Linked DNA regions of Homo sapiens: region 1 is linked to region 2. A link is a loop called in an ENCODE intact Hi-C map of the cell type or tissue named here. Cell type or tissue: A673. All regions are shown on one strand. Links, peaks and the distances in the headings refer to the core of each region. The heading gives the core; the rest is flanking DNA.

Region 1 (17,058 bases), core at 3,313-11,312, 2.0 Mb after region 2:
TACAATTGCAGAATGTTCACTGTATGAAACATGACTGTTTTATTTTATGTAGTTTACTGGATCTTGTGGCTTTTTCCTTAGAAGAATTTCGCTCTTGTCACCTAGGCTGGAGTACAGTGGCACAATCTCGGCTCACTGCAACCTCTGCCTCCCAGGTTCAAGAGATTCTCCTGCCTCAGCCTCCTGAGTAGCTGGGATTACAGGCATGCGCCTTGATGCCTGGCTAATTTTTGTATTTTTAGTAGCGGGGAGGATTTCTCCATGTTGGTCAGGCTGGTCTCGAACTCCTGGCCTCAGGTGATCCACCCGCCTTGGCCTCCCAAAGTGCTGGGATTACAGGCATAAAGCACTACACCTGGCCCCTAGTTATTATTCTTAATGCTAAAGGACATTGTACAAATGTAACCATTATTAAATCTAAAGCCAAAAAAAAGGTAATGAAAAGATTTTCATATAAGAATATAAAGAATCAAAATAAAATTATGTAAATATTCACTTTCCATTTGTCCAATACCAAATGCTTAATGTTAAGGCTATCTTAGGTCCAGAATCAGGATTTGGGGAAAAGTCATAAAATCTTGATCTTTAATCTTAATCATATGTGAAAAGCCAAGCCACAAGCTAATGTTATGGCTAAGAGATGGTCACAGAGCACTGAATAAAAACAAGAAATACATTTAAAAGAAAAATGTTGATCCTGGCAGCTTGAAGCCAATCTTAAACAAACATTGACTTACATAGTTGGGACAGGGGTATTGTTTCAATTAGGGTTGGAAGGGAAAGGCAGAACCACTAAGAGATGGAGCAATCCATCTATCAATCGATCAATTGATTGATCAATCAGAAGGGATTTGACTTTACACAATGGTGGGTGCCAGTGAAGCTGCCTCTATATGTCTGCTGTTGCATTTGATGCTGGAGCCTGAAGTCTGCAGGGCAGGAAGTTGGGAAGGGATGATGGATAGAAACTTAAAGGGGGAGAGCAAGAACAAACTGGGTTCCCAGGTATAAGCTGGACACACGGGGGCAAACTGAAACCCGCGTCGGCTCTCAGTGCCTCTGACCTTAGCGGTTGGAATGCCCTCCCAAAGAAGCCCGGCCCAGGATCATAGAAGCTGGAGGAAGATCCAGGGAGGTGGAACAGTTGCAGGCCCAGCTGCTGCCCATGCACCAGGTGAGGCAGCAGACGGGCAGCAGTGTGTGCCAGCTACAAAATAGCTGCTTCACTTCCGCCCCACCAAGCTCACAGAACAATGTTTACTTTGGCTCACGTTTCTTTTTCAGGAATCATTCAGGAAAGAAAATTCAGGGAAATTTAGTTTAGCCTAGTCAGACTGACATACAACAGTCACAATCCTACCAATAACCCATAGAATTTTCTATAAGGAATAGAGCAATGACCCAGGGAATGTGCAACCCTAAACAAGCCTGAAGAGACAGGATCATCCCAATTGGTTCACTTCAGGGATTAAAATTCCAAATTGAAGGGCCGTCCCAGCTAAAGTGAACTGTTACAGAAATACAGACTATCATAACACAACAAAATCAATCAACAGCCATATATTTTATTTCACAAAACAATAATTGCCTGCCACCTGGTATAAATCAGATTAAATTGATTATCGTGTGCCATGTTCATGCTTTCCTTTTACTTTTATGCCAAGAATGGAATAATGGCTGCCATTCTAATGATACAGTTTCCTGAAGTAAATAATGGTTTATCCCAGGAAACCAATACTGAAGTCTATGGGTAGCTCATGAGTATTAAGGGTTTAATGTAACAGAATTTCAAAATTTAACTGCATCTTACAAGAAGCATGCTTTTCAATGTTGGAGGCAGGGGAGGGGATAATTATCTGTTCTCCCTCTAAATATAAAATATTTCTTACACCTTAGGAAAGGTATATCTCTGTGGCTCTAGCATCTAGAGCCTGGCCTTCTAGTGATCCAGTGAATATCATTTTAAAGAAAAGCACTGGAAGAAACAGGCTGAGTATTTGGTGAGGATTAGAGAAGAGTGTGGCCCTGAACATAGGACCCTGTGGCCAACATGGGCTGAAGTGGAGGCTGGGAGGGAGAGTGCTGACAGTTAAGAGTCCCCTTCAAATAGAGGACAAATGAGCATTCTCATCAGTGACCCTCATAGGGTAAAGAGGAGAGATTCAGCCTGCTCCTGTGTGACCTTGGGCAAGTGTACAAATCAGGCATGTTTGGGTTAGAGATTACAGAAACCTAATTCAAAGAATCATAAACTGAATTCAATAGCTAATTTGACTGGTAAATTCAGAATTGGCTTTGTACTTGTTTGGATCCAAAGATTTAAACAAGGTCAGGCTCCATGGTTCACAACTGTAATCCCAACACTTTGGGAGGCCAAGGTGGGTGGATCACCTGAGGTCAGGAGTTCAAGACCAGCCTGGCCAACATGATAAAACCCCACCTCTACTAAAAATACAAAATTTAGCTGGGAGTGGTGGCACGTGCCTGTAATTCCAACTACTCAGGAGGCTGAGAGGGGAGAATAGCTTGAACCTGGGTGGTAGAGGTTGCAGTGAGCTGAGATTGTGTCACTGCACTCCAGCCTGGGCAACAGAGTGAGACTCCATCTCAAAACAAAACAAAAACAAAGATTTAAACAATGTACCAGGTAACCAGTCTCTTTTGATCACAAGGAAAGTGCATATTAGGAGGTACCTGGGTGGATCTGAGGGTCCCTAATGCCTCTAGCTGACTGTTGTGGGCTAAATGATGACCACCCTCAAAGATGTCCACATCCTAATCCCCAGAACCTGTGAATTGTTACCTTACCTGGTAAAAGCGACTTTGCAAATGGGATTAATTAAATTAAGGACGGGGAGATTATCCTGGATTATAGGATGGGATCCAATGTAATAATCACAAGAGTTCTAATAAGAGGGAGGCAGGAAAGTCAAAGAGAGTAGTAGAAAATGTGACACAGAAGCAAGACGTTGTAGTAATTCGAGAAGTGGTCATGTGCTAACAAATGTGAGCAGCCTCTGGAACAGGCGTGTCCAATCTTTTTGCTTCCCTGGGCCACACTGGAAGAAGGAGGATTGTCTTGGGGCACACATAAAATACACTAATGCTAGCTGATGAGTGAGAGAAAAATAATACACTAATGCTAGCTGATGAGTGAGAGAAAAAATTTTGTGTTTTAAGAAAGCTTATGAATCTGTGTTGGGTTACATTCAAAGCTGTCCTGGGCTGCATGCAGCCTGCAGGCAATGAGTTGGACAAGCTTTGCTCTAGAAACCAAAAAAGGCAAGGAAATGTTTTCCTCTGAAGCCTCTGTGTGGAGTGCAGCCCTGCCAACACCTTGATTTTAGACTTCTCACCTCCAGAACTGAATGGGGTGGTGCTGCTTTTAAGTCATGAAATCTGTGGTAATTTGTTACAGTAGTAATAAGAAAGTAATTACTAGTTTCCTGCTTCTCTGCCTTCATTTTCTTTTTCTTTTTCTTTTTTTTTTTTTTTTTTTTTTGAGACAGAGTGCTGTGGTGAGATCTCGGCTCACTGCAACCTTTGCCTCCCAGGTTCAAGAAGTTCTCCTGCCTCAGCCTGCTGAGTAGCTGAAATTACAGGTGCACACCACCACGCCCAGCTAATTTTTGTATTTTTAGTAGAGACAGGGTTTCACCATGTTGGTCAGGCTGGTCTCAAACTCCTGTCCTTGTGATCTGCCCGCCCCGGCCTCCTAAAGTGCTGGGATTACAGGCGTGAGCCACCTTGCCCGGCCTCTGCCTTCATTTTCGTGGACTGGCAAAGGCCAGAAAATTTAGCTTTTCCAACTTTTTACAGGATATGTATTTTTGAATCTCAAGTATCTTGGATTGCTTTATGTTCACTGAAAAAACCTCTCTTTGCAAGGTTGTATTTTCTCTCTCAGCTTTCTGACAGTCCAGGTTTGACTGAAACTTACTTGTAACAGTTTATAAAAGGTATAAGAAAATCACAAACCCTCCAGCATCCTGATATTTTTCTAACAAGTCTCTAAAATTTAACCTTCAGTAGGAAGTGGTTTGAATCAAGATTCCAGAAGACAGTTTATAGTAATTATGGTCAGCTTTCACAAATAGGGATGGGTGAATTTATACTGCTTCCCATTGCTCCTCTAATGAGCCAACCCATCCTTGGATCCATAATCTGCATCCCATCCTTGGTGTCCATTTTTTGTATGCAATGTTTCATTGGTTGACAGTGAAAGAGATTTAATCCAAAACAGATTAAACAGAAATGGGACTTAATCTGGCTTCTGAGAAGTTCTCTCTGTCTCTCTTTCTCTGCCTGTCTTTCTCTCTCACCGCTTTCATTGTTCTATTTTCTTTTATATTGGAGTTTTCTCAAGTAGATTCTCCCTAGGTCATGGCAAATATTCCTCTGGCAACCCTAAGCTTGCATTATCAAGATAACTAGTGGTGCAAAAGAAAGGAACCTTTCTTTCTCATTAATTTCAGCCCAAGTCCCTGGAATGGCCCTCACTGAGCTAGTTTGGGATATGAGCTAATCCCTGAGCCAGATGCTGTGACTACAAAGGAGAGAATATTCCAATTGTCCAGGTCTAGGACAGTGTCCACCACTGAGCAGAAAAATGGGCATAGAAAATGAGAGACTGTAGGGCAAACAAACAAAATAAACAAACAAAAAGGTAGCAGATGCCCACCACATTAACAAACTCAGATCCCTCATCTGTTAAAGGTGGATAATAATATGATATACTTCTTAGGACTGCTGTAAAAATGAAATGAATTAGTCCAGGGACAGCATCTAGCACAATGTGGCATAGTAGGTGTTCTTTCGATAAGTGTTTTTATTGTGCTACTGTTACTACTACTGTTAATTACTATTATTATTACTCCTAGTCATGTAGCTTTGGAAAGTCACTTAACCCACCTGACTCATTTCTTCTTTTTGAATGGCTGATGACACACACCTTGCAGCAAAACAATGAAAGTTAATAGGCACAAGGTACCTAGCACAGGACTGGCAGATGGTACAGACCTGTGGATACATGATATTATTTTTATTGCTATTTGAGAAGGAAAGTCTCCTGAAGGAATAAGATACACATGCCTCATCTACATATTCATGGATCTTTTTACAAGCCAAATTCTAAAATTCAGATTCTGAGATGGTCTAGGGTTAGATTCCTGAAGAGCTCTTTTTACTCAGTAAGAAGCAGTGTAGCTGCAGAGATGTGCCTGCTCCCAACACTGGCCCATTGATATGGAGTTCACATCTAATATGATTTCAGTCCTGTTCCTTCCTGTAGTCCTGGGGAAAGCTTCAGTCATTGGCATCCTTTAGAATGGCTTGTGGTAGGGGTTCATGGAAAACAATGGTGAGTGGCATCTATTCCCCCTAATTATACACACACAGGTAAGTAACACAGCTTCACCTTCTCATCTTTGATTGAGATTCATGTGTGAGCACCAGCCCGTGACCACTACAAACATCCCAATGCATGGACTTGGTAGAAACTGATCCTATGAGAGTATAAAATAGTGGGGTGACTCTGTAGACCTTGACCTATAGATCTGTATCTCACAAGAATCCATGCAGTAGAGAATGAATTGTGTTTTAAACTGTTGCAGAGCAATTGTACACGTAAGAAAGGCTAAATTCCCATAAAATAAAATCATCTCACTCTCTTGGCCATAATTTTAAGAGTATATCATCGTAAATGGATAAAGGAGTGTCCCCAGTGGACTGGGCTCTCTATAGCTTTTAGTTAGGCAATTATAATTCTGTTTTACTTACAATGGGATATTTCTTGATGCATTTTAAATAGAAAGAATGGTTTCTCTATTCATGGAGACTCCGTAAGTGTTAAATAGATAGAAATGGAATTTGTGTGGGTATTTATAAAACCACAGAAAGAGAATTTTGAATTATATATGCATACACGCTCTTTGGTAGTTTGAAAGCATTTTCAGTCCGCCTGGGGAAGCAGAACTGTAGGAAAGTGATATCACTGTCAGCGTCATTCCTCCCAAACTATTTTGAATGTCACTAGCAGTTAAGGCAACATGTTGTTTTTCAGAGGAGAAAGGCAAGAAAATAATTAAACACATTTTTCCTTAAGGAAAAAAAAAAGAGAAAGCAAGTCTGCTGTGAGCCTGCTTTTGTGAGAAAGTGATAGTAATAGGACTATGAACAAATACAATTTCTCCTAGGATATCTTTGAAAATTTAGCTGAGTAAACTTTGTCTCAGGGTAAGTAGGAAAAATTCATACGCTCTCCGTGAGTAAAATAAGTGCAGATATATCAGGATCTCTTGTCAAGATTTTGTGTTGAATTCAAGAAAGGAACATTGGACAGCTGTGCAGATTCTAGTGACATTTTAGATGAGGAGAACAATGATTTTTAAACCTATACCCCATAATTAGCTTACTCACCACCAAGAACTTGAAGCCAGAAAAGAAATGCTCTTCAGGAGTCATGCCACTCAGAGAAGCGTGGGAAGAGCAGCACACTTAGTGGGATCTACCCAATAACTGAAATGTAAGCTCTCAGAATTGCTCATCTGCACCATTGTAATAGTCATCTAACTGGTCTCCCACTTTTAATCTCTAATCCCCTTCTCCCCACCTACATCCATCATTCCCACAACCACCAGATTAATATATTCTGACAGCAAGCTTCTAAACAAGGTCAGAAAAGAATAATTAAGATATTATTATAAATCTGATAGCACATTATCTGGTTCATAGTGTTTGATAAAAAAAAATTTTTTTAAAGATTCACTACTTGCCCAAATTCCTCCCCGCTCCCCGACACACAGACACACTTAAAAACTCAGCTTTTTCCTTTCTACCATTGCTTGTCATATTAAGTACAAACTCCTTATAACAGGATCTAACTACCATTTAGGTTTATCATCCAAATTGTCCAGTCCCTTTATTCTACCCTTGCCACAGTGAACTCTTTTGTATCTCCAAACATGGTTTCCATTTCCATGTCTTGGCTTATTATTTCCTCATGTCTGGAATGCCTGCCTCCTCACCATCACCTAGGATCCTTCTCACTGTCTCTACCAAAGCCAGGGCCACATTTCAAGGCCCAGCTCATACATTACATCCTCTACTATATACTTCATGACACTTTTACCCAAAGGCTCTACTTGTACTTTTCTTTGAGCCACCTTAGTAATTTATGTTTATGTTGTTTTAATGATACCTCATTATTTGGCCTTGCATTATAATTTATGCAATTGTCTTACTTTGTTACCAGAAAATATTATATTGCAATAGAAAGACCTCAGATTAAATCTCAGTTCTGCCACTGAAAAGCTACCTGAACTTAGGCAATTTTTTAAATTTTCAGAGCCTCAGGGCATCTGAAAAATGCCTACTTTGTGGAGTTTTTAAAAGGATTAAATTGCATGACAAAATATATGTAGCTCATCTGGTACAGTGCCTGACACCTAGTGAGAGGTGAATAATAGTAACAGTGCCACTTATTAATATATTTTCAGGTCTTTGCAGACTTTGTGTGATTCATTTTTGCATTTCAGTATAGACAAGCATAGCACCTGGTTCATGGTTTATGTTATATAAATATGCTTTGAGTTGGCAATAATTAGAGGTTTCCAGCATTAGAGTGTGACAGTACATTTATCTGAACATATCCCTTGCCCTATTTTCCATTCTTCCTGTATAAATCTGTTTCTATCTGTTTAAAAAAAATATTAGGGATTCAGAGTCTAAGGATCGAGCTTCCTACGGCATAGAATTGTGGTGTCGATTTAGCAGACGCCCCCTACTGGCAGAGTTGATGTTAGAAAATGAAATAAACTATGACCCAACAGAAGATGGTTCTCCCAGTCTTTGCTCTTCACCCACCCTCCTGGCTGTTTACGGACAGCCCCTGCTCAGGAAAATATACATTGGCTATTATATTATTCGTGTGGAGGTGGATCTGTGTCATCCTTGACTAACTGGGAGGTGAATATTATGCGTCACATTCCCCAAAACAGAAAGCCTCAATACAGGAGGAGCTTGGGTTCAGACAGGATGTAAAATGTTCAGAATGTTTAGGAATACCAGTTCTGAACAGGTAGACCCAATTCCATTCCTGATGTGCCCTTCACCAGCAGATCTTGAGCAAATCATTTAACCCAGATATTGTGAAAGCCACAATTTCTGATCTGAAATACTGAGCTCATAATAGAACCTGCCCTCAGAGGCCTCTTGTGAGGATTTAATAAGATCATATCCCAAGAGCCCAGTGGCTGGTGCATAATTTACCCTCCAGAAACTGAATTGTTGCTGTGATTAAGCTAACACAGCCATGCTTGCTTTACTCCATTGTCTTCAAATTCCAATTTGCCTCAGAATCCTCTGGGCATCTGATTTAAAATACACATTTCTAGACTACCCTCCCAGATATTCTGATTTTGTTGCAGACCAGAATGTGCATTATAAACAAGTGCGCAGGTGATTCTAGTACAAATCCTAATAAGCAATGCTACACTTTATAATTTTCAATCCAAAGATAAATGAAAGACAGCAACTCTCTTGGAAGACAAAATTTTTTCATTCATATTACTTAAGAACTTAAAGCCTTGTGACAATAAACTTCTAAGAATAATTAATAATAACACACACATCTAGCACTTATTATATGTCAAGCATTGGTCAAAGAGCTTTTCATACAACAGCGCTTTAATCTTTACAACAACTTTTTGAGGCAGGTACTCTTATTCTCATCATTTTATAAATGAGAAAATTGAGGCACAGAAAGTTTAAGCTCCTTGCCTAAGTCATCTATATAGAAAGGGACAAAGCCAGAATTTGAATCAAAGAAGTCCAGCTTCAGAGCCTATGCTCCTAAACACAAATCTGTACTTCATTAAAAGTATAGCAAAATTCACTGTCTCACCAAATCACACAGAACTCTTCCATATAAGGGGCCAACTTTTCTGTAGTGCTTTTCTATTTAATGGTAGCCCTGGGAGAAAAGGTAACTAATATGGCAGTCACTGACTATCTTTCTGATGCATTCTACCATTGTGTGTGTGTGTGTGTTTGTGTGTGTGTGTTGTTGTTGTTTTAGTTTATCTTGATTAGGATGGTCTCTGCTTCTTTTTTAATAATATCACAACCTCTATAAAAGGCCATTTTTGAGAGAAATTAATAACATGCACCAGAAAGCCTAAAGGTTACAGCTCATTTTTACCATCTACAATAAGAAATATCACTTAATGGGTAGCATCTCCCAGGCTATGTTCTCATGAGATTTTTATAGCTAAGAATAAAATTCATGCCTATGGCAGACTTTTGTAACCAATTTTAAGGAGTGACTTGCCACTTTTTCCATCCAAAATCCTGAGGGAAGAGAGGAAAAGGAGTAAGAGAATGGCAGGAATCAGAACTCACAGTCATTCCTAAGAAAAAATTTGTGGCAATTCAAAAGTGATTTGTTTTCTTTCCCATGTCTAAGCCCCCATGCTCCTTCTGCACAGACTTTCGGATAATAATAATATGCATGCAGATGGCATGTTCCAGGTTTCACAGCCCTTTCACAACCAGCCATTCATTTGAGATGATTGAAGCAAACCGTTTCAGGCTGAATGCAACTGTGAGCTGTTCAAAGGCAACACCTGGCAGCCCAGGATCACAGACGTGTTGTCATTGACATGACATGGGCTTAGAGAAGCTGAGGGTGAGCAAAGACCTGTGCCTTTGCATCACACACAGAGAGCTAGCACAGTGCCTGCTTATCAAGTTTGTACTTCATAAATGTTTGTTGAATGAATAAAGTATCACACCCAACTGCTTCCTTTTATAGATGAAAAACCCAGATTTCTTAGAGGTGGAAAATTTCATGAGGCAGCAGTGAAGGCATGAAGATTAGTCAAGGGAGCCAGGAAAATATAAGAGAACTTCTCTCTGCCTGCTTCCCTCCTTTTTCTAGGTTTCTCTCATCCTTCTTTCTCTGTATGTCTCTGAATCTTTCTTATGCTCCTTTGGTTCCTTCTTTACTAAAGTAACTGGTATTAATATGTAAATAAAATATGTTTATGTGTAGAATTAAGGCAAATCTCGGCATTTTAAAACTCTCTTTTTTATGGCTAAAGATGGAAATAAACTCAACATAATGCATATAGTTTACAGAAGTGAGAGAATTACTACTAAGAACCTCCATCTTTTGGTCATAGAACCAAAGATGCTCAGGGATTAAGGGATCTTTCAGTTGAGTCTATAAAACTGACTAACTGTAATTGTATCTTCTCTACAACATCCATTCCAGGCATTTGACTATTGCCTTTTTGAACATCTTAAAATAATGGGGAATTCAGCACTTGATGGGGGCAGCTATTCTTTGAACTACTCTGAGTTCTGAAAACTTTTACTTGTGTAGAGCTGAACTTTCATGCCCTAAATCTTTCACACGTTGATTGTTCTTGATTGAACCCTTTGGAGACACACAGAATGAGTCTAGCCTGTCTTCCACCTGACAATCAAATATTTGAAGACAGATATTTGAAGACAGCTTTCATGCCCACCCCCTTCCCCCAAGTCTTCTCCTTTCTGGAATAAACATCTCTGTTTCCTTTAGCAGATCCTCATATACCTTTACAGTGCGTATCTTCACCCCATTAAACATTCTTCTCTGAACATACTCTTATTTGCCTATATACAAGGCTGATAGTGGACAGATACATACTGGGATAGATATAATATGAATTAAAATATGGAAATGGTTTTACTAAAGTTGATAAAAAGCTATAGTTCTAATTCTCTCACCAAGTGTCCATCACTTGGGACCCTCCTGACATCATTAGGATCAATAACCAAGGGTTGTTCCTGGACCAATGTCCTTTTTCATTGGTAAATGCCCAAGTCATACCAGTTGCTAAATAAGTAGGACTCATTCCTAAATATCCTTTTAAAGGTTTTGTCCAGAAACCAATAGAAAAAAAAACTTAAAAAAAAACAACAACATCTACTCAGCACTGTTTATTTGCCCAGCACTGTGGCGTGTTTTTAACCTTATCCTTATTTAATTTTCACAGCAAGACTGTGAAATAAGAATCATTATTTCCATTCTATAAATAAGCAAACTAAGATTCTCAGAGGTTATGTATCTTGCCTAGTGTTTTCATAATTGTTAAATTCCAGAACAAGAATTCCAAAACAGATCTATGGTCAAATAAATTTGAAAAATAATACAGGTTCTTTATCCACTTGAAAAAGCATGGATGAAATTGAGCAATGAAAGTTTCTAAAAAGTCCTTCATTAAAGAAAGGTTTAACCCAGTGTATTTGAGATTGGGTCTTTTTCTTGTTTAATACCTATAAGTGTTACAGGACAGGGGTCCCAATCCAGACCCTAAGAGAGGGTTATTGGATTTCTCTCAAGAAAGAATTCAGGGCAAGTCCTCAAGGCAAAGTGAAAGCATGTTTATTAAGAAAGTAAAGGAATAAAAGAATGTCTGCTCCATAGACAGAGCAGCCCTGAGGGCTGCAGGTTGCCTATTTTTATGGTTATTTCTTGATGATATGCTCAACAAGGGGTGGATTATTCATGCCTCCCCTTTTTAGACCATATAGGGTAACTTCCTGATGTTGCCATGGCATTTGTAAACTGTCATGGCTCTGGTGGGAGTGTAGTAGTGAGGGCGACCAGAGGTCATTCTCATAGACAGTTTAGTTTTGGTGGGTTTTGGCCAGCTCCTTTCCTGCAACCTGTTTTATCAGCAAGGTCTTTATAACCTGTATTTTGTGCTGACCTCCTATGACTTAGAAAGCCTGTGACTTAGAAAGCCTTAACCATCTAACCGTCTGAGAATGCAGCTCAGTAGGTTTCAGCTTCATTTTACCCAGCTCCTATTTAAGATGCAGTTGCTCTGGTTCACACGCCTCTGATATGAGCACTTTGGCAAACTGATACTTTAATTATATTGGAAGCTGATCCCCACTCTTGACTCATGATAACCAAAATGATGACTCAGAGCTCCACATCATTTCCATGGATGTCATTGTTAGGATCCGCTCCTCTTTCCTATCCATGAAAGATATGTTTTGAAACCAAAGCAGGAACTTAAAGTTATCCTTCATATGATACATTTGGTTAAATTCATGTCATTATCCAGTTTAATAGTATCACAAATTTGCCACCTTATATTGTCACTGTTCTTATTGGTTTAATTCATCTTCAACTGGCTGACCAAATTCTTTACATCTTCACCTAGACAATCATAAATGTTAAACACAGAAGAATTGAGGACTACCAGTTTCAGGTCTAATATGTAAATGTCATGCACGTCTGTGTGAAGAGAGTCCATCAACAGGCTTTGTGTGAGCAACGAGGCTGTTTATTCACTTGGGTGCAAATGGGCTGAGTCCGAGAAAGGAGTCAGCCCACTTGCACCCAAGTGAATAAACAGCCTTGTTGCTCACACAAAGTCTGTTGGTAGACTCTCTTCACACAGACAGACATGACATTTGGTGCCAAAACCCGGGAATAGTCAGGGAAGCAGAAAATTTAGTTAAAATGTCTCGACCTAATAAGGGAGCTGGGCAGGTGGGGATAACTGAAAAGGAGTGCATAAAAGAATGTTGTCCAAGTTGGCACCAGAGTTGGGGAGTTTTAAGAGGCTTAGAAGCCTGGTCATCAATACCTACAACAGTTATGGAGGCAAGGGAAACAGGCCCTTGAAAAGAAGGTAATGTGGAGTGGGTAGCCTCCATATTGATTAAGAAGGAGGTGGACTTACCCTCCACTGTAAGAGTTACCCAAAGCATCTGTGATGGTCCAGGAGGCTTCTGAGGTGATCAGGCAGCGTCAGTCTTCAGCCGCTAAGCCGAGAAGATCTGGGAAGGAGTCAGTCAGAGAGCCTTGGGCCAGAGTTCCAGGGGCTCTGGGAGTGGCTGCCGGGTGAGCTGGTTCCAGTGGGTTCCCACACAGATGGGACATGGCTTAGGAGGAATCCCAGGCTGGGCATTCTTTAGCCCAGTGGCCAGATTTCCAGCATTTGAAGCAAGATCCTGGGGGAGGAGGTCCTGGAGGAATGCCTGGCCACTGTGGTTTAGATGTTTTGAAGTTCTTTTGTGCTGGAGATGTGGCTGGGGTTTCTCTCTCACACAGCAGAGGCAAGTAATTGTAACTCAGAAATACATTGCTGCTTGGCTGCCTCTTCTCTATTATTGTACACCTTGAAGGAGAGGTTAATTAAGTCCTATTGTGGGGCTTGAGGCCCGGAATATAATTTTTGGAGTTTTTTCTAACGTTGGGAGCAGATTGGGTAATAAAATGCATATTGAGAATAAGACGGCCTTCTGGCCCCTCTGGGTCTAGAGCGGTAAAGCATCTAAGGGTTCTTGCCAAACAGGCCATTAACTGGACTAGGTTTTTATATTTGATGAAAAAGAGACTAAATGCTAACTGATTTGGGAGAGGCTGGATAAAGAAAAAGGAGCATTAACCTTGACTATGCCTTTAGCTCCAGCCACCTCTCTAAGAGGAAATTGTTGGGCAGGTTGGGGAGAGCTAGTCACAGAACGAAACTGTAAGCTGGAACAGGTGTGAGGAGGGGAAGTGATAGAAGGATTATAGGGTGAGGGAGCAGAGGCTGAGGAAGAATTGGGACCTTGCTCGGCCTGGTGAAGAGCAGCCTGGGGAGGCTGGGAGAGGTCAGATGGGTTTGTAGAAAAGGAGGATTCAAAGGACTCAGAGCTTGGGGTGGAAACTGAAGGAACAGACAGGAGAGAAGGAAGAAAGATTTGGGACAAGTTGCATTGGGAGCAGAGACTAGGGAGGGACCAATGTGTAAAAGAATGCCCGGATGTCAAGCACCTCAGACCATTTGCCCATTTTTCGACAAAAATTATCTAGATCTTGTAGGATGGAGAAATCAAAAGTGCCATTTTCTGGTCATTTAGAACCATTGTCAAGTTTGTATTGGGGCCAAGCAGTATTGCAGAAGAAAATAAGGCATTTAGGTTTTAGGTCAGGTGTGAGTTGAAGAGGTGTAAGTTCTTGAGAACACAGGGTAAGGGAGAAGAAGGAGGAATGGAGGGTGGAAGTTTGCCCATAGTTAAAAGGTGAGTTTAGAGAAAAGAGAGGATAGAGACACAGTGTGGGGGGAGGTGGTCTTGCCACCCAGGGAAGGTGGTACTTGCCACCAAGGTGAAGGATCAAGGCAGGCATCCCCACAGTGATTAAACACCAAGGGAAGACTGTCTTCCCAAGTCCATGACTGTTGCCGGAGTTTTGAGTTCATGGATAAAACGTGTCTCCTCTGTCTCTACCAGAAAAGGAAAGGAACCAAAATTAAGGAAGGGAGAGATTGAAGGGTGGAGGGCTAACAAGACAGGCTGGAGAAGAGAACAAAAAGAGGCCACTTACCTGATTTAAAATTGGTGAGATGTTCCTTTGGCTGGTCTGAGGACCCAAGGTCATAGGTGATCTCCTCACGGAGTGAGGGTGAGGACCCGGGATGAGTCTCCTGAAGGAGTCCCCTGTCCCAGGTCTTTGGCACCAAATGTTATGCATGTCCATGTGAAGAGACCACCAAACAGGCTTTGTGTGAGCAATAAACTTTTTAATCACCTGGGTGCAGGCAAGCTGAATCCAAAAAAAAGGAGTCAGCAAAGGGAGATAGGGGTGGGACAGTTTTATAGGATTTGGGTAGGTAGTGGAAAATTAGACTTAAAAGGGGTTGTTCTCTTGTGGACAGGGGCGGGGGTCACAAGGTGCTCAGTGGGGAGCTCCTGAGATTCACTGTCCAGGAGAAGGAATGTGACAAGGCCAATTGATCAGTTCAGGTGGGGCAGTAACAAATCACAATGGTGGAATGTCATCAGTTAAGGCAGGAACTGACTATTTTCACTTCTTTTATAGTTCTTCAGTTGCTTCAGGCCACCTGGATGTATATGTGCAGGTCACAGAGGCTTATTCCAGAAGGAAGGAAAGGCAACTTTCTCCTTATGTCAATTCTACCCCCTGCCCCCCAAATATTTGGACCCCTCACCACACAAACAACTATCCCTGTTGCTGCTCCTTTATGCATCTCCCAACAATAGCCTACTGGAATCCCTTTAGGCAACCTTCCACCATCCAAATGTTCCTTTACTCTATCTCCAGAACCCAGCCACACACATTACCAAACAGATGGGAGTATTCCAACTTTGCATTACTGATGAGCCCTCTATCATTACTGACAAACCAAAAAACATTGGCAGTCACTATTGTTTGGAAAGACACTTATCCTCCATCTCCCTCCATCCTTGGCTATCCTCCCCCTGCTCATCTGAATCTCCTCCTATCCCCTCCTCTTGCTTGCTTATATGCAGCCCCATGAATAGCAGTGAAAGGTTACTCATAGACACTATGTGCTTTCTTATACACCATGGAAACCAAACCTCTCCCTCTATGAGTTGCACTATCCATCCCCATTACAACCTCTAATGGCTGCTGCCCTTGCTGGAGCTCTAGGATTTTGGGTGCAGGACTCCTCTTTCAGTACACCCTCTCACCTTTTCACTTTACATTTCCAGTTCTGCCTGACACAAGGTCTCTTCTTTTATGTGGTTCTTCCACCTACATGCACCTACCTGCCAACTGGATGGGCACATGTACTCTAGTCTTCCTTACCCCCAAAATCCAGTTTGCAGATAGGAATGAACAACTGCCTGTCCCCCTCATGACACCAACACAACAAAAAGAGTCATCCCAGTTATCCCTTTACTTGTGGGTCTAGAACTTTTCTGCCTCCACTATTGCACTTGGAACTGGAATAGCAGGCATATCAACTTCTGTCACAACATTCTGCAGCCTCTATAATGACTTCTCTGCTAGCATTACAGATATATCACAAACTTTATCTGTCCTCCAAGCCCAGGTTGACTCTTTAGCTGCAGTTGTCCTCCAGAACTTCTGAGGCCTCAATTTACTCACTGCTGAAAAAGGAGGTCTCTGTATGTTTTTAAATGAGGAGTGTTGTTTTTACCTAAAACAATCTGGCCTGGTATATGACAACATAAAAAAACTCAAGGATAGAGCCCCAAAACTCGCTAACCAACAAAATAATTATGCTAAACTCCCTTGGGCACTCTCTAATTGGATGTCTTGGGTCCTCCCAATTCTTAGTCCTTTAATACCTCTTTTTCTCCTTCTCTTATTTGGACCTTGTGTCTTCCGTTTAGTTTCTCAGTTCATACAAAACTGCATTCAGGCCATCACCAATCATTCTATATGACAAATGCTCCTTCTAACAACCCCACAACACCAACCTTTACCCCAAAATCTTTCTCCAGTTTAATCTCTCCCACTCTAGGTTCCCATGCTGCCCCTAATCCCACCTGAAGCAGCCCTGAGAAACATCACCCATTATCTCTCCATACCATCCCCCAAAATTTTCACCACCCCAACACTTCACCACTACTTTGTTTTGTTTTTCTTATTAACATAAGAAGACAGGAATTTCAGGCCTCTGAGCCCTAGCTAAGCCATCATATCCCCTGTGACCTGCACATATATATCCAGATGGCCTGAAGCAACTGAAGAACCACAAAAGAAGTGAAAATAGCCAGTTCCTGCCTTAACTGATGACATTCCACCATTGTGATTTGTTCCTGCCCCACCCTAACTGATCAATTGACCTTGTCACATTCCTTCTCCTGGACAGTGAATCTCAGGAGCTCCCCACTGAGCACCTTGTGACCCCTGCCCCTGCCCACAAGAGAACAACCCCCTTTAAGTCTAATTTTCCACTACCTACCCACATCCCATAAAACTGCCCCACTCCTATCTCCCTTTGCTGACTCCTTTTTTGGATTCAGACTGCCTGCACCCAGGTGATTAAAAAGCTTTATTGCTCACACAAAGCCTGTGTGGTGGTCTCTTCACATGGACGCACATAACAGTAATCAGATGAGAAGTCACCACTTCCATTCCTACAATAACAACAACAAGCTAGATAAACAAAAACAATGACTTTTCTTGGACCCATCAAATAACTGAAGTTTCAGGGCAAAACACTACCCCAAATTTGGAGAGACAGGTGTATCTAGAGACACAGGTGGGATCTG
Region 2 (17,058 bases), core at 5,491-13,490:
AACAAAAAGGAATGTAAATGATGTTTGACCCACATATATGACTAACAATGCTAGAATAGATCCAAGTCTTTTCCAGGTACAGAATTGGGAAAAATTGAATAAATGGTTTCTTATTTCAACTTTACCAATCTATGACATTCTTACACTCCCCTTAACTCAATTCTTTTTTCTCCCTACTGTGAGCAATAATCACACCATTTCTCCCCCATCTTTCTTTTCTTATCAAAATTTCTCTCTCCTATTTCTGTAGGGCTCCATCTTTGACTTTGTTTTAACTTGAAAAAAGATTCACAGTTTAGAATTGTACAATAGATGAGTTTCTTACTTCCTTTAATGGAGAGATAGCAATTGTGCCTAAATGGTTATATTCCAGGGCAATGTAAATGTAATGGTAGTATATGGATAAGGTAGTACATATATTAATATGCTACATTATCAACGTGATGGTAATATGCAGGATTATTTCTCCTGACATATTAAAATATAATTTTGAAGGTACTTTCAAATCTTTAAACCTGTTTCTCTAGTCTCTGATATCTGTGCATTCAAGTCAAATTAAAATCATTGTTTCATAGATTTCTGTTCAAGAAAAACATATTTTCTATGAAAATTTGTACACATTTTGGAGATTACTTTATAATAATTTTTTTCCATAGGAAATATAAGCTATAAATACATTGGATCAGTAAAAAATAATCCAAGGAGAAAAGAGGTTTGTAAGAAATCCTGATCTGTTTTGGAGCCAATAGAAGGCCTCTGGACAGTCAGGGTTTCCACAAGCGGTGGAAAATGAACAGCAGAGTGAGCAGACAAGGCTTTGCTCTTCTGTTGTACCTCTTCTTCACCCAGAAACTTATTCTTCTGCATAAATTGAGATCTTATATAAAATTTTATTTGATGTAAGTTTCCAAACATTTTACAAATGTGAAAACATTGAGTTAGTGAGTATAAAATAGCCTTACAAATCTTCAGATTAGAGCCTTCATCTTCCCTGATGGCCTCTACTCCTGCCTGATGCCTAGCATTGCTCTTGGCCGAGGGCAGCAGGCATTTATGGAATGGAGGCTCAGCAACAGGACTTTGTTCTTTCTTGTTTGATCTGGTAGAGACTTGGTTCCTGAGATCCTGTTTTTATTTTCATAGCTTTTTTTTTTTTTGCTTCTTTTTACAATTTAACACTCCCCTTTCAAACAGGATTGGGCCCCTAAAATAATATTTTCATGTTGTGACTGTTTCTTGGCCATAATGGGATGTACTATGTTAAATCTGTAAATGGGATTACATGACACTGGCTGTGGGAAGTATAGGAATACATGTACTAGAAAGCTGCCCTCATTTATACACGCACCCTTATCAGAACTGAAGTTTACAGTTGCTTTGAACAGCTCCAGGATGCAACATTCACCTTCACAGTTTAGATTTCTAGAATTATTATGACCTTATGCCAGCAGATGGCAGTAAAATATTTTATTTTTAAGAAGGCAAAATATTCTAATTAGCACAAGTTGCACAGGGTGGATTTCTACTACCAAACACAGTATGGATTGATTTTTAAAAGTTGGTAATTGTTCATTAAATGAATGGATGCCCTGCATGCCAATTAAAAACAACTGTGGAAAATTGTCATAAATGAAATGAAGTGAATGATTCTGGATTTAATATTAAGGTAAAAATGTGGTGGCCCAAATTTTTTGAAGTCTTGTTTCAGTCCATTTTCCCTTGCCTGTGAAAGTCTGAAATCATTCTATATCTATACCTTGGCAAAATATTCTGAGAAGTGAGAAACTGGCACATGTTGGCATGGATACCTAACATCCACACCGTTTCCCTCTGACAAGTTATTAACAGAAATGCTTCACTGAAACTGATGGGCTTTGCTTTACTGAGGAAGCATTTTCTGCCAAAATATTTCTTTTCTGTAACAGGGCCAACCGAAATGGTCGATTTGGGTTCTTGCTTTAATCTCCTTTACTTCTTTCTTCAATTAGATGTAAATTTCACAGACTTGGCTTATAGAGATCATCAAACATTTACTAAGTACTTATATTATTATTTCCTTCCCATTTTCCTATTCCTAACCTAATCCAGCTCTCATTCTTTTATGTATCTTTCTCAAAGAATTTTAAACTGATCTCTCTGTCTCTAGCTCTTCTTTTTTCCCTCCAGTGCATCAAATGCTGATAAATTATTATTATTTTTTATATATGGCCCTGTGACTTTTGGTGATTTGTCTCACCTGTTAATTTGGCGTGTGGAATGGTTCTAGAATCACCTTGAGGTCTAGTGTGCCTTAAATGCCCGTAGGTTTTGTTTACTTTCTATATTCTTTTCTTTCTCTGTGTGTGTGTGTGTGTGTGTGTGTGTGTGTGTGTGTGTGTGTGTCAATTCAGAAAGATTGAGAGTGATTCTGCCAGTGGCACCGTCTTCCCAGAATCCTCTCAATTAAAGTGTTTTTAATTAAATTCAAGTATGTAATATATGTATAATTTTCAGTACAGCATACATAGTGTAGCCACTTTATATCTATTGACATTTTATACCTATCTATTGACATTTTTATATCAATAGCTACTCTCATTCTTGATATATGCAATCAGAATATTGGGAAATATATATGCAAAATAGTAAAGTTAGTTATGACTCCTAGTATTTTATGATTGATAGAATTGTAGGTGTTTTTTTAAACTTCTCTCTTGAGTCTTTTTAATGAATAGAAAGACATGTATATGTACATATTTGAAAAAATTAATGCAAATTAGAATCAAAATTTAGATAGACTTACCCTGGAAAACTTTGGCAATTGGTTACCACATCTATGGCTAAGAAAATGAAAGATTTTCTTATGCCTAGTCAGTCACACACCAAGGGAAAAAAAAAAGAGAGAAGGAATGAGGAACAAAGTAAAGTGACAAACTTTACAAAAAAGCATAATACTATTACAAAGCAAGTTAAAACATAATGTAATTTTATTCAATGAATACAGCTTAAGAATTCATTTGAACTTGATACTTGGCACTTTCTCTTTTGAATGATACACACTTAATGATAAAGATTATGTTTCATTTTGTATAGGTCAAAAAGGGTTTGGTATGGCTATCAATAATGATTAAATTATCTTTATATTATAAACCTACTTTATTAATTTTTAATTATTATAATCAACTTATAAACACAGGTTATCAAAGGTTTGCATATATTTTAGGCAATAAATAGATGCTATAATCTTGAATCATAAAGTAATTGTAGATCTGAAAACCCACAAGAAGTGAAAGTGAATCGAACCACATATGGAGAAGTATATATATGGGCCAGTTTCTTAGTTGACATAGTGGTCATTACACAGGCTAAAGTGAATAGTAACAGAAATAAATAAGTATCTTCCTCACAGAGAAAAATAAGGACAAATAAGGAAACTAAATGTTTGCATGAACAAATGAAAGGAGTTAGTACAAATATGCTCAATTCTTTAATCTGTGCTGCAGTAAATCCTGCCTACATTAGATATATGCAGAAATGGAGTAAAAACATAGTATTTAGAGTTTGATGACAATCTAAAGAACAAAAATGAAATAAAATGTTAACGCTAGAAAATGGGACTAAGAGTGGAAGAACTTTTATATTTTATTTTATAGAATTTTGTATTGTTCAGAGTTTTTTTTACACATGCATGAGTTATTTTTATAGTGACAAAAATAAATGTTCATTGATGATTATCACATGTTAGCTCTACACCAGTATATCAGGATGTTTTATTATGAAGTACTTCTTTTAAAATGTCTTTCATCTTCTATTCTGATATAGGTCAAAGGTATTTTTTACTTAGTTTTTGCCAAACATTTAAAGGCAGAATACTAGGTACATTTAAATGACTTGAATGTTTGCACATATTATATTGCCAAAAATTGCTTTTTAAAAAACAACTTACAGAAAGTTGTGTGGTATCGAAACCTAAAAAGAATGCATAAAAGCTGATTTGCATAACACTAACAAAGAGTAAAATAACCCTTTTTAATAAAATGCAATTTTATGAGTCCAATTGATGAAAACATTTAATAACAATTGAGCAAATTAGAGAGAATTTTATGAATCTATGTATTATTTACTAATGTAATAGAGAAAATTGGATGTGCAATATGAGGGAACTTGAATTTCACAATTTTTATGTAACCCTAATCTTGCTCTAAAATAAAAAGTTTATTTTATAAGCCATTCAAAATCAAATTGAGAGTAGCATAACTTTTTACAGCCACTGCGTTTTTCAAAAAGTTTTCCTTTCAAAAGAAATGACCTTCTCTCTACTCAGAAGACTGCATTGCAATTTTAAATAGTCAAACCGGTTCACTAGTCACATCTCTGAAATTTACTGTGCTTCCCACCAATAAGCAAAGTATGGAAATATGTACAGGCACTAACCAGTTGAATCATTTCATGGTTATCCAATCAGTTTAGCCATCTTGAAATCAATGGCTCCTCATGACACAATTGATTGAGCGACAGTGATCAGTGTTGATGGTGAAAGTGTCAGCAATGATTGAATTGGCTGTGTTGCAGGTTAGATTAGCTGCCTATACTGGAAGTATTTCAGGTGGTAAAACTACAGAGGCATTCTTATTGGCAGTTAGATTTGGGGCAGTACAACTAACATTGTCATTCCCATTAGCTACTTTAAATTATCCATTCCTTTACAACCTTAGGATGTCATTTGTTAAATACTACATGTTCTCCTGGAAAAAAAAAAGTAGTTTTCTGTTTAGATTGAATGGTCATTTTGATTAGAGCACTGGTGTTTACCTGTTTAAAGCAATTATAGAAAACACACATTCTATTGCAGATATTGTAGTCTTAGCAGTCAAGGAACTACTGTGACCTTCAAGAACCAAAAAAAAAAAAAAAAAAAAAAAAGCAACAAAAAAGGAAGAAAATATATTTTATATGAGAATCCAAGAACTATTAAGGTATTGGTAATTTTTTAAAATATGAAAAAGTCTATAACCTTGCTATGATTACTCGTTAAAATTTAGCCGATACCTGCTCCCCATCAAAGATGAACTTTAAACAGGCTTCCATGTCTGTTGTATAAACGTCTCAGCTAGTTCACGTGTGAGTTGAAAATGTAGTAAAAGTACTTTTTACCTTCTATCTTGAAGGAAAGTTGACTCTATGCTGTTATAAAGCCAGAACCTTGGAGGAGAAAGTGATGGAACAAGAATTAAAACCATTTTTATTCTCTCAAAATTTAAGACAGCAAAATCCTGAATTTGGTTAAAATAGTAAACAATTGACTTACTCTAGGTAAAAAGCATATGACACAATATAGAATAGTAGTTTACATTTTCAAATAAAAGCATGCCACATTATAATAAAGGCAGGTTATTTGCCATCTTTTATTTTATTTTCCATTACCATGACATGCAGCTCGAAGTCCTACAAAAAGGGAAGTCACATCTTCAAGTAATTTCCTCAGTTTCTACTAGATGGAGCCAAAGTATAAAAAATAGGTCCTTGTGGAGCTACACATTATAAGGAACCCTAACTAAAGCTGTTTCGTTAGTGTAATAAAGCAATGGAAAATTATAAGAAACTAAGTTTATATCTAAGGCCATTTACTAGAATCATTTGAACTTCAATCATGGTCCATTCACATACTTTTTTGTGAAAAATTCTTTATATTTAAAACATATACTCTCATGGAATGTTTCTAGATTCATTTGCCAATTATTGATATTTTTCTCATATGTATATATTTTAAAGTCATTAGTAATAATAACCATTATTTGAAACATATACAGCAAAATACAGTTTAGTCAATTTTTTTCTAAAATTACTTTTATTTTTGTTCAGAAAAAGGAAAAGAGGGAAAAGAAAATGATCAGTGAAAGAAATGATGAAGTACGCTACCAAATCAAAGAATAGTTTATAGTAACTTAAAAAGTTAAAGATAAGAAAGAAATGTTAACATAATTTGTTTGAACTATTCATTTACATGTTATTTTTTAAAAAAATTGTTTCCTGTATCACATCGCTAAATTGTCCATGTCATGACTAGCTAGCAGTGTAGACTCCCCTTACTTTTCAGACACTTTTTGGCTAGCTGAGTGGTGAGCTAAATAAATCAAAAAAAAAAAAAGGAACAAAAGTTTTCTGTTGTAATTTTGCTACTTTAGGTATAATCTTATTTTAATGTCTTAGAAAGTAACAAGAATTTTTGAATATACAAATAAAACTGAATGTAAATACCTTCTTTTTGTTGGGATTTTTTTTAACTTTTTTCTAGGGATAGAAGCCTACAAAGTCAATCACAAAGAAAATTAATGTATTGATAAATTATTTTAATTAAATAATAGAATTTGTGATTTCAAAAATCATATTTGTCAGTATGTAAATTATTTGCAACTTCATAACACGGTTAAATTTATTTCATATACATGAAGGAGGTACTCTTGAGATCTTTGACAAACAGTTGAATCCCAGGATGATGATGGCAGGAACCTTCTTTGACTAAGTTATTCACATTTATAAAATTTACTTCATTAGTTATTTTAGCAACTCTTCTTTTTCACTGGTTGTATGTTACCAATCTTCCTAGATAACGTTAAAAAACAGCAGTTTGAGTAATGAAACATTTTCCCATAAACCAATTTATTTGCCATCTTTAAAGCAAACATATTAGATGAGTAATTCTATTCTCTGTAATTCTACTAAATCAATCGTTTGAGTAGCTTAGTAATGTATAATCATGCCTTTTACAGATAAGCTAGGCCTATTGCTTCAATCCCAAGAGTCTATAACATACGGGTTCTGTTTACTACACAAAACTGCAACTTATCAATATTATCAGGCTACTCAAATAACAGTTGAGGTCAGGTTTAAAAAAAACACAAATTTAAATATCTTTTGTGGCAATATATTGAAAAACATCTAGTTGTTTTATTGATTTTTCTACTTGTTAATTGGTTAAATCAAGGTTGTGTTGTTATAACCATAGAGACGTTTAGGTGAAATAAATAGTAAATATAGTAGTAATTAGGCACCACATCGATAGAGCAGCAAGAGAGAGGTTGTGGTTTTTCAAAATGATTCAATATATCCTAAAATTTATATTGAGATTTTAGAGGGTGAATTTGATTGTAGTAAATATTTGTAAAATATGTTAGTGAACTAATTATCAGCCAGTTTTTCATTCTCATGAACAATTTGTGGAAATAAACTGGCATGTATTAAAGCAAAAAAAAATGCTTTGACAAAGCCAAAAAAATCAGATTTATAAGATCTCGCAGGTTATCAGAATGATAATGTCTAATAACCTCAAATAAATAAGTTTTTTTCAAAGAAATTAAAATTCTTCACATGCATTATTATTCAAAGTCTTATGGATTTACAGCTGTTATTGTAGCTCAGGCCAAAAAACATAACAAAGTAAGAAAATTCATAAAACCAGATAATTTATCAATAAAATTATATATTTTGTTCGAAATCATATAAGAATAACAAATATAGAAAGAAAGCAACGAAAGAAAAGGAGGAGAGAGAGCACAAGCAAGAGAGAGCATGTGCAGAAAGAAAAATACAAAGTGTAAAAAGTTGGAGGAAGAATTTAAAACATAAAATGTGTCTTGATTTTAATTAATTATTTAATGAATATTTTCTTTAACAATATACAATTTAGTTTATAAATGTTTTCAACGAAAATATTTATTGTGAAATCCAACAGGTATGCTCCTAACATTGTTATTGGACCACACGCATATCTGTTTTTATTGTATTTGGTCTTTGTCTTTTAACTGGGAATGGGAGCTGTAATTTCCCAAGTTTTGCTCTCAAGTCACATTATCAGGCAGAGATTATACCTGCCTTATTTATGTTTTCGTGTTGTTTGGTTTGTTACTAAAAAAAATTCCTATAACCGAGTACAGATTTATATATATATGACAAATAATTTGGACTTGCACTCACCTATTCTTCACTAATAATCCTGAATTAGAATATGCAACTACTAAAAATAAGTAGGTAAATAATCACAATATACTAAAAGTAACTTCATTTTATAATAGTTAAACTGAAGAAAAATCTGCTATTTATTTTAATATTGTTACTATGGTGGATAAGATGAAAGATACATAAGGAAACTTACAGAACAAAAAATAAGTGAATAACAAATGACCCTTAGCTCTTTTAAGAAGATATAATGCTGACTTTTTAATTTATTTATCAGAAAGGGAGTCTTAGTATCTGTTTATTACTATTAAAATCAGGATATTTTAATTTTTCTACATATAAACTAAAAATATATGTAGGTTTCCATGGCATCAGGTAGCACCTTTCCTGTTCGAAAAAGCTTATATATTAGACAATTGAGAAAATTTTGTAATATCATCTGAAATTTTAGGGATTGGAATATAAAATTTGTTTTCTGCATGAAACATTAAAAAAGAAAGGTACCATGTCATTACACATTATTGAGTGAGGGGAAAGTGGGTGATGCAACATCTTTATACCATAACATTTTTTTTTCAATTTTGGGGGTCATATGTCTACATAAAACACTTTAGAATATAGCTGATATAAAAATTGATGTGAAGCAATATTTCGAATGTTATACATTTTTATCCTGCACTGGGATATCTTCCCTTACTCTGTTCCCTGCCTATAGATGATATGCCTAAAGTGTTAAGGATAATCTATCAAACAACACATTTTGTTAAACATCTGCTGAAGAAGAGTTCAAAGTCTTGGAGTGCAGCCACAAAGACCAGAAGTAGAACAAAGTCAACTCTTCCTGTTGCTCCACTCTTTTAAAAATTTTATTTATCAGCTACTTAACGGGCCCAGAAGTTTGTAGGTGGAAAATATATTAGAGATTACTTTGTCAGATCCACACATTTTTTTTTCCCAGAGGAAACTGAAGCCGAAGAACCTGTCTCTTAAATTTAAGCTTATATAATTAACTAATAGTAAAGATAATCCTAAAATCTATTTCCACTGATTTTAGTTCTTATTCTTTTTTTATTTCAGTTCTTATTTTTAAATCACTTTTGCCCAAATTTCAGGCAAGCAATTACAATTAAAATGTGTATTCCTATAAATTTATATTTCTCTCAATAAAGGTATAAGTTGTTTTCAAGTTTTAACAGGATGATGTGATAAGTAGTCATTGCCATGGAGAAACATGAATTATGATCTTGAAGAACTTTGACCTCCATGTTTTAGAAGAGCTGGTTTTATGCTGGAAGCAAAAAGTGGAGATGGGTAAAAGAAAAGAAATAACTAATGATCATTTTGTTAGCTAAAGTTTTACAAATACTGTTTTCGAAAAGCAAAGGTTAAATAAAAGATATGCTTTCAGTACAATTGATTGTAAAGATCTATTGAATGAGAAAATATCAGAGATGCTATAAACTCAGGTCACAGACTGATGGAAAATCATAGGATGTTTTACTATTGAACATGAACTTCCCACATAAAAATAAGGCTGCATAAAAAGGCAAAAAAGGGAGGGAGTTCATTTTGTCCTTTGTGTTATCTTGTATGGATAATTTATCTAACACTAAAACAGACATTGGGAGTGCTCTATTATTTCATAGAATATTAAGTTAAAGTGCTATCTAATAGCCAAACACTTGCCTTCTAACCTTAACCAGGATTTCAGTTAAAAGATCAGTTTAGAATCTCATCACTAGATGGCATTGTTACACTTGAATACAATTTAAATAATACAATGACCAAATGAGCTAGTTAAATTAGTAGACAATTATCCCGGTTCTCCTCTTCCTTTTATGAGATGAAGCTGGTTACTTAGCCTGCAGGATAAATCCTATAGGATGCCCCACTCAGTCAGGGCTGCTTTTTCACAAGCTCTCTCTTCCCAGCTTTCACCTCAATCTGTCATACAGATTTGACACCGCATCGTTCCAACAGTACTCAGAAATGACATGTATATAATGTGGAATATTGTGCACATTTACAGCCGGGGCTCTTTCTCTTAAACATCGCTGGCTATATCTTGGCTTCTGGATTCTGCCTTGCTCAGTGTTCTTTACTTTTCACATATAAATGGATGCCTAACCCAAACTTTTATTATTACGATTATCTTAAAGCAAAACCAGAGGACAGCATACCTGATTTCTGTCATTTTTTCTGTTAGTATTTTCAAGCTTCCACTGAGCTTCCTGTAAGCTAATGAAGGCCATGGGACATACAGGGCAATGCTAACACATGATATTTTTATGATTCAGTTCCATGAATACTGCAAATGAAGTTAAGTGACATTCTATTGAAAGAGGTTCTTCTTTACTTCTTTATTTATTTCCTTAAGATCAACAAGACCAGTTCAATAAGCCTAGCAACCCATTTTCTTCCCCAGAATAGGCCTTAGCTTTGTTTTCTTATGTTATCATAATCTAGCACTTTTCCTGTTCTAAGTGAAAACCCACTGAAGAAGCAAAACCATTCCATTATGAGTGTTATCAAAAAGCAATACCATGCTGTTTTTAAATGAATACAAATCCAAAATGCATTGTAAAGTGTACCCAGCCCACACTTAGGTGACATCACCCACACATTCTGTGTGTGATTACTGTACATCGCATCTGCATATTTCACAAGAAGTACAATGCATTGTGGGTGGTGGTTTCTATTTACAAGAAGGGATGCTGGAAATACCCACATCACAAAGTGATATTTTTGTTTTATTAACATAATAGGGCACAGTTGTTTTGGCAGATTGCAATACAGCTGTAGTATATACTTTCTGACTAGGATTGCTACTTTATTCTTTTTCAAATGCCCTCCTCCATCCCCAAATCTGTACTTTCCCATGAATCTGAAAAATGAACTCTTTACATTCTTCTAACAGAAACCTTCTGAACACATACCTTCAATTCCTATGAAGAGAACATTGAAACCACAGGGCAGAGCGAGCAACAATATAAGCCACCTAATTAATTAATAGTTCACTATAAACAATGAACTACATGTAAATATTACAGTCCTTTTACATCCAAAGAACTAAGATTACACATGATAATTTTATTTGGCATTAATATGCACTAAGCAGAAGAATTTCTGCAGGAATTTATAATATAATGCAAACTTCTGTTAGACTGCTAACAGGCAAGAGGAAACTGGAAAAAAAAAGGGCTGGCTAAGTTAGCCTACAATCATCACTTACTTGAAGGAAAAGGCAGATCCTATTAGCTACAATTCTCAACACTCATAGTACTAAAATGTACAGTAATATAATTACATATATTTAACAGATTTTAGAGAACTTTCTTGACAAAGTACCCAGGGTCAAGATTTTTAAGCTCAAATTTGAATGTCTGTTTACCTTGTAAAATAATGTGTTATTAATTAATTCAGAAATTTGTTCATATATCATACAGGCTTACGAAGATGTTAAAAGCAAAATAGTTTTCTCCAGGCCAATATTTTCAAATAATTCTTGTTTTCAAATAATTCTTCCTGTTTACATTCTCATATTCCTTTTGATGCATTTGAAGATCACAAAGTAAAATGTTTCCTGATTCAGAATTTGGCTGTATGCAAATTTATATTTCCTGAGAGAGCACATGTAACTACTGAAACTGTGAATGAGAGAACCATTTTAATATTGTGTATTTGTATGGTTTTATAATTTATAATGTGGCTTAACGAATACTGATGTTGAAAATGAAACCCAGTTGTAATTCTACTAGCCAATGTTCTGATCAGCTCCTTAATTTAAATTTTACATGAAGCAAATTAAAGATTTTTAGTACAGTATTCCAAAGTCACTTTATATAAATGTTTTCTTAATATAATTTGTGATAAGTATTCATTTTCTTTGTAGAAAAAAAGGAAGCTTATTCTTTGAAGAAAAAAATATAAGCTACATAAAAACATTAGTCTGCTGAAGGATATTTCCATTGTTATTGTTCTCCCCTGAACATCCTAAAGAACTGCTATGAGTATGATTTAAGTTCCTACAGTGTAGATAATCTACAGTGTATTTCTCAAATGGTTATCTCCCGAGCTTCCTCATTAGTGCTCTTCCTCTCTCTCACAGGCGCACACACACACTTAGATGTGGACACTTACACTCACATACACTAGCTTTAGCTCTTTACTTCTCTATCAATTTTAAATTTATCCCTGAAGCTTGAAAGAGATATACATTGCATTGAACCTTGTAAATAGAGCTATCTATATCAGCACCCTTAGGGAAAATAGAGTGCCTTCACATGGCATAGAACTTTGTCTGAAAAAGTTTACATGTAATATAATTTTCTTTATTTTTTAATATAATGTTTAGTATGTATGTCTATCTAACTTGGCAAAACTATTTTGTCTATCACACTGACACGTTTTTAATCTTTTAAATATATTTTAAATGAGAAGCTGAAATAAACAACCCAGACCACCACTTGCATTGTTTGATTATTAATTCTGAATTCACTTCTCACAGAGTTTTTAAAAATAAATTCCTGACAGCAGATAATTCTGTTACAATCACCATGATAACCAATGGCCATTTTATTTGCAGTCTGCCTGTTTACAACTCTGTTTTAATATTGCCTTAAAGTATGACAGTGTGCTTTAAGACAAATTCAAAAGACATTTAGATGGCTTTATAAATGTAATTTCTTTTAGCATGACTTTAAATTTTTTAAAAAATGTGTTGTCTTATAAATTACAGGGGTTCACGTGTAAGCATTATTCAATTTTATTTGTATGAATTGCCTTGATGATGTTTTCCCTCAGAAAAGGATTGGGTTAAGGTAGACATAATCTTTAATTATTAGGCTTATAAATTTATTTCACTAAAAAGCCTACAATGCATTAATAGTGTTATTGATTTTATAAAACAAGTTCACTTTGCATTAACACAAGGTTCTCTTGAGGGATAGCTGGTGAGAAGTAAGTAGTTGCTTTGTAGGCACAAATGTCAGAGGGTAGGAAAGCACAGTGAAAGAATATTGGGACCAAAATTTGATAATCTAGTTCCTATCTCTGCCATTTTTATTAGCTATGTTACCTTTCGCTAGCTTCTAACATCACAGATCTCTATTTTGCTCATCTGTAAAATGATACTACCAAAACTTGCCTGGACTTTGCTACTGTTTAAGGGAGTAATTAAGTATTTTGATAGTCAATTCTTATAAATTCAAGGTGATATTACCCTGCACATCTTTCTGGTGGGATAAATACTTCTCATGAATATAAGAAGTTAGGTTTTGTCTGCCTCAAAAATTTGGCAGTATTTAACAATCAGGTATACAATCTGGCAGTTTGCAAGGAGTGCCTTCTCTTTTACACAAAAAATAATTTGACATTTTGGTAAAAATGGAAAGCATTTAGAATCTGAAGATCAAGGTGACAACAATTCTAGGTATTTTATTCTCAAGGTATCTCACACACACAGGTCTTTACAGAAATGTTTGTTATTATCAATATATTTCTTTATAAAGAAGTCTATATTTTTAATGAAAATGTATATCTATATATCTATAAAATATATGTATAGGTATATTTATAGATAGATATAATACGCACACATACATACACACATGCAAAATTGTCCTATCTCATTGAGATGGAGAAAACTGAAAACGACTGCTCTGGGATCAGATACTTAGTCTTCGTTTTATTTCATTTTAAATATCAGATTTGAAATTAATCCAAGGACCACTATGGAACAGAAAAAATGTGTGTGTCAACATCATCTTTGAAAACTAAACTTTGCCAGGCACAAGCTCTATTTTAGTCCTCAATTCAATTTTATGCAGATAATGAGATTAATTTGCAGGCTTCATTTCAATATTGTCTTTATTTTTAAAAAGCCCATTGACGGTGTCAAAGATTTTGATTAGATAATTTGATCACATTTCTCAAGCCAGATACAAATTAAAGTTGGAGCTAAAACAGAAAATCTTACTGTTTACTATTCAGAACAATCTTCCTATTTCAGGAAATGGCAGAGCTCCAAAAGCCACATGTGTACAAATGAAAATTCATAACATGTTATTCAAACTCCTGTTGTATTTGTGCAATTTACTAATTAGATATGGTAAGTATGAGCACTGAAATATCATAGTAATAGCATTAAAAAGGCCAAAAAACTACTTTTCTCAGTTCACTTCTCTTTATGAATGACATAAAATCCTGTTTTGTAGCATAACTACTCTGTATATCAAATATAAAATAAAACCTTAAAAGTGCAGTGTACATTCTAATAGCAGAGCTTGTTTCTGTATGAGAAATGGAAAGACTCTGATCAAAGAATATTTTAATTAAGATTGGTGATATCTGGAATAAATCAATGTAATACTCATGTATACAAACTAATTTCCTCTTCAAATCATGTGCATTATATGATAAAAATACCAAGTCATTTGACTTCACTGATCCCAAAATGTAACCTTAAAAGAGAATTATTTATTCTCAGTTTGTCTCTACTTGTTGAAAATGTCTTTTCTTATCTCATTTATAGGATTATTTGGAAATGAATTCATTATATAAATATATCAGCTATATGTAGTTATGTAGTGACAAGGAATTAAATTCCAAGTTAATGGCATTAAAATTAGAGAGGATGTGTGTGTATGTAATTTTTGATAGGTATGAAAACACTGACTCTTTTATTGCCAAAATTACCTTCCTTAGGACAGAGCATTTTGCTATTAAAAATATCAAACATGTATTGAACATTTAGTGTACCAGACATTGTAATAAGTGTTTTACATAAACTTTCTAATTTAACCTCTTTCTTTTATCTAATTAGACTATCCTGTTCTGACAATCCATTTTACAGATTTATGAAACCAAGGTTTAGAAAAGTAAAATAACTTCTTTAAGTCACATATTTTGGTAGTTCTAGAATTTGAACCCACATACGTATGATTTTAGAGCCTATCATTTTAGTCATGATGATACATATACTGCCACTATTTTTAGTCTCAGCTATTTCTCATTAACAGAAGAAATTGACTGCTGACAGGGATCATACTTGTGTAAATATTTGTTAATGACCAAGATTTGCGAGTATGGTTTTCAAGGCTGACATTGTTAGCAGCCACATGTTTCTTGCTTTTCAATGTTAAATTAAATATCTTGAATGTGCAAATTTTAGGACTCTGGAGTCAGAACACATTTTTATGCCAGCCTAAACAGAAAACGCTTAATTCATTTTCAAAAAGGGATGAAAGGGAATAAATGTAATGGGCACCTACTGTCTCCCACAGGTTCCCATGGCAGCATAGCAGGCTCAAGAGCCATCAGACAGTGAGAAAAAAAGAGACACAGAATGGGAGGTGCTGGATCTCTTACATGGAATCACATCAGAGAGAAAGCAGGAGCTGAGGCAGTGTGATGTCTGGGAATCGAAGCAGAGGGACAGATCAGGAGAGAGTTGGGTAGGCTTCCACAGCACATTCCAGCCTCCTCATTTCTCATCTCCCTGACTTGACTTTAATGATCTCGGGACACACTTGCCCTCTGTCTTACACTTGCTACCCTCTTTCATCAATTTATTTCATTGTCTCTTTTCTGACTTTCTTCCCTACTAACTTCATACATATGGAGACACTCTTGAAAGACCCTACGCACACAAGTGCACACATTCTTCCATTTAATCTCAGCACACCTTCTCATTGTATTCTGTTACACAAACTGAGGAAATCCCCAGCACAGTGTTAACATATCACTATTTAAAAAAGAATAAAATAGTTCAGATATTTTAGAGGCCATAGATTTATAGCGATTATATGTAGACAAAGCTAAATAAACCTCATGTTGCAAATTATTTGTATTGATAAACAATGAATATGTTTCTATAGATCAGTAAGCAAATATACACACACATACACACATGGTTCTAAACAGGTCCTGTAATTGATAAACTGATCTTTTAAATGCCGATCAAAATATGTAATCTACAGTTTTCAGCTTTGCTCAGTCTTTCTCTGACTACTCTGCTAGTTTATAAAGGCCAAAGCTGACTGATGAAAAGATTTTGCATCTTTCAGTTCCTAGGTCAGCTCAGAGGGCTCACCTCCACAAAATTCCTTATTAGTCACTTGCATGTTTTGCTTTACTTTGCTTGATGTGTTAAATATTGCTCAATAAATCAAGGGCTAAATTAGCTAACTACATTAACAGAAAGGTATTTATTTAATACTTGTGGAATTGTGTGCCCATCATTCATTTCTTCTTTCATTTGTACAGTCTTTCATATACTCTTGATTCTCTCATTTAAAAAAATATTAAATAGTAGCATAATATTGGACACTTTGTCATTTCCACTCTTGAGGAACTTATATTCTTGTTCATTATTTTCCTGAGTAGTCTAGTTATAATAACCACATGGGGCATTAGCTAAAGATAAAGGTTTTCTTGCCTATCCTTCAGAGAGTCTGAGATGGGACCAGATAATCCTTATGCTTGAATATATTTGTGACACAATGTGGTATGGTGATAAATGATTTGTTGCCCAAGTTAATGGAGGTTGTGGTGTTTTAAAAATGGGTGTGTAAAAGAACTCCTGTATCAAAACTCATTTGAATTACTACTTTTCTGTTTTTAATAGAATCAATCTAAAAACTATACTACAATGATGATTTAAGCATACATGGGAAATCATAATTTGTGGGTTGTGATATCTATATAATTATGATGGGAAAATAAACACTTCGGTGCAGCAAAGGGGGCTAAAGTATTAACTACTTAATTCACTGGACAGAGTGTTTGGGATAATATCTTGAATGGCAGTAGAAAAAGGATAATATATGTATCTTCAATATATTTTTAATATTATCTTCAGTAATGTGAACTAACATTATCAATATTGTTCTAAAATACCCTAACATTATTAAATTTGGCATGGAACAAAATCAATATTTTTTCAAAAATATAGAATTCAAGACACTTTCCTAAGCGTACTAAATCACATTCTCTGGTGATAGAGAGTAGAAATGAGTATTTTTAAACAGAGATTTTTGGTGCCCTCACCACACCCCTACTCCCACTCTTAGTTAAAAATCAATGTTCTCATTGGGTAGTAAGGCACAGCAGTCCAGGGCAGGG

Evidence for each region. Hi-C counts contacts between places; a loop is a spot of excess contacts. Peaks named below come from ENCODE experiments on the same cell type or tissue, not always from the same donor. Only the 100,000 strongest peaks of a DNase experiment are listed, where the experiment ranks them.
Region 1: a loop joins it to region 2, with 2.6 times the contacts of the local background. A loop is called at or near these places in 7 of 110 quality-filtered maps.

Annotation. Positions count from the first base shown.
Region 1 is chr2:157,328,556-157,345,613 of GRCh38, forward strand. No RefSeq gene overlaps it. Among named protein-coding and RNA genes, the nearest start is that of ERMN, 11 kb to the left of the region's middle. RefSeq lists an enhancer at 16,954-17,058. In A673, for the core only: CTCF peaks have their summits at 7,780 (motif pointing left) and 7,982; a DNase peak (open chromatin) is centred at 7,766.
Region 2 is chr2:155,367,684-155,384,741 of GRCh38, forward strand. The region is part of intron 1 of LOC105373699 (a long non-coding RNA gene); the gene reads left to right. Among named protein-coding and RNA genes, the nearest start is that of KCNJ3, 680 kb to the left of the region's middle. In A673, for the core only: a CTCF peak has its summit at 9,675 (motif pointing right); no DNase peak of the experiment used is centred there.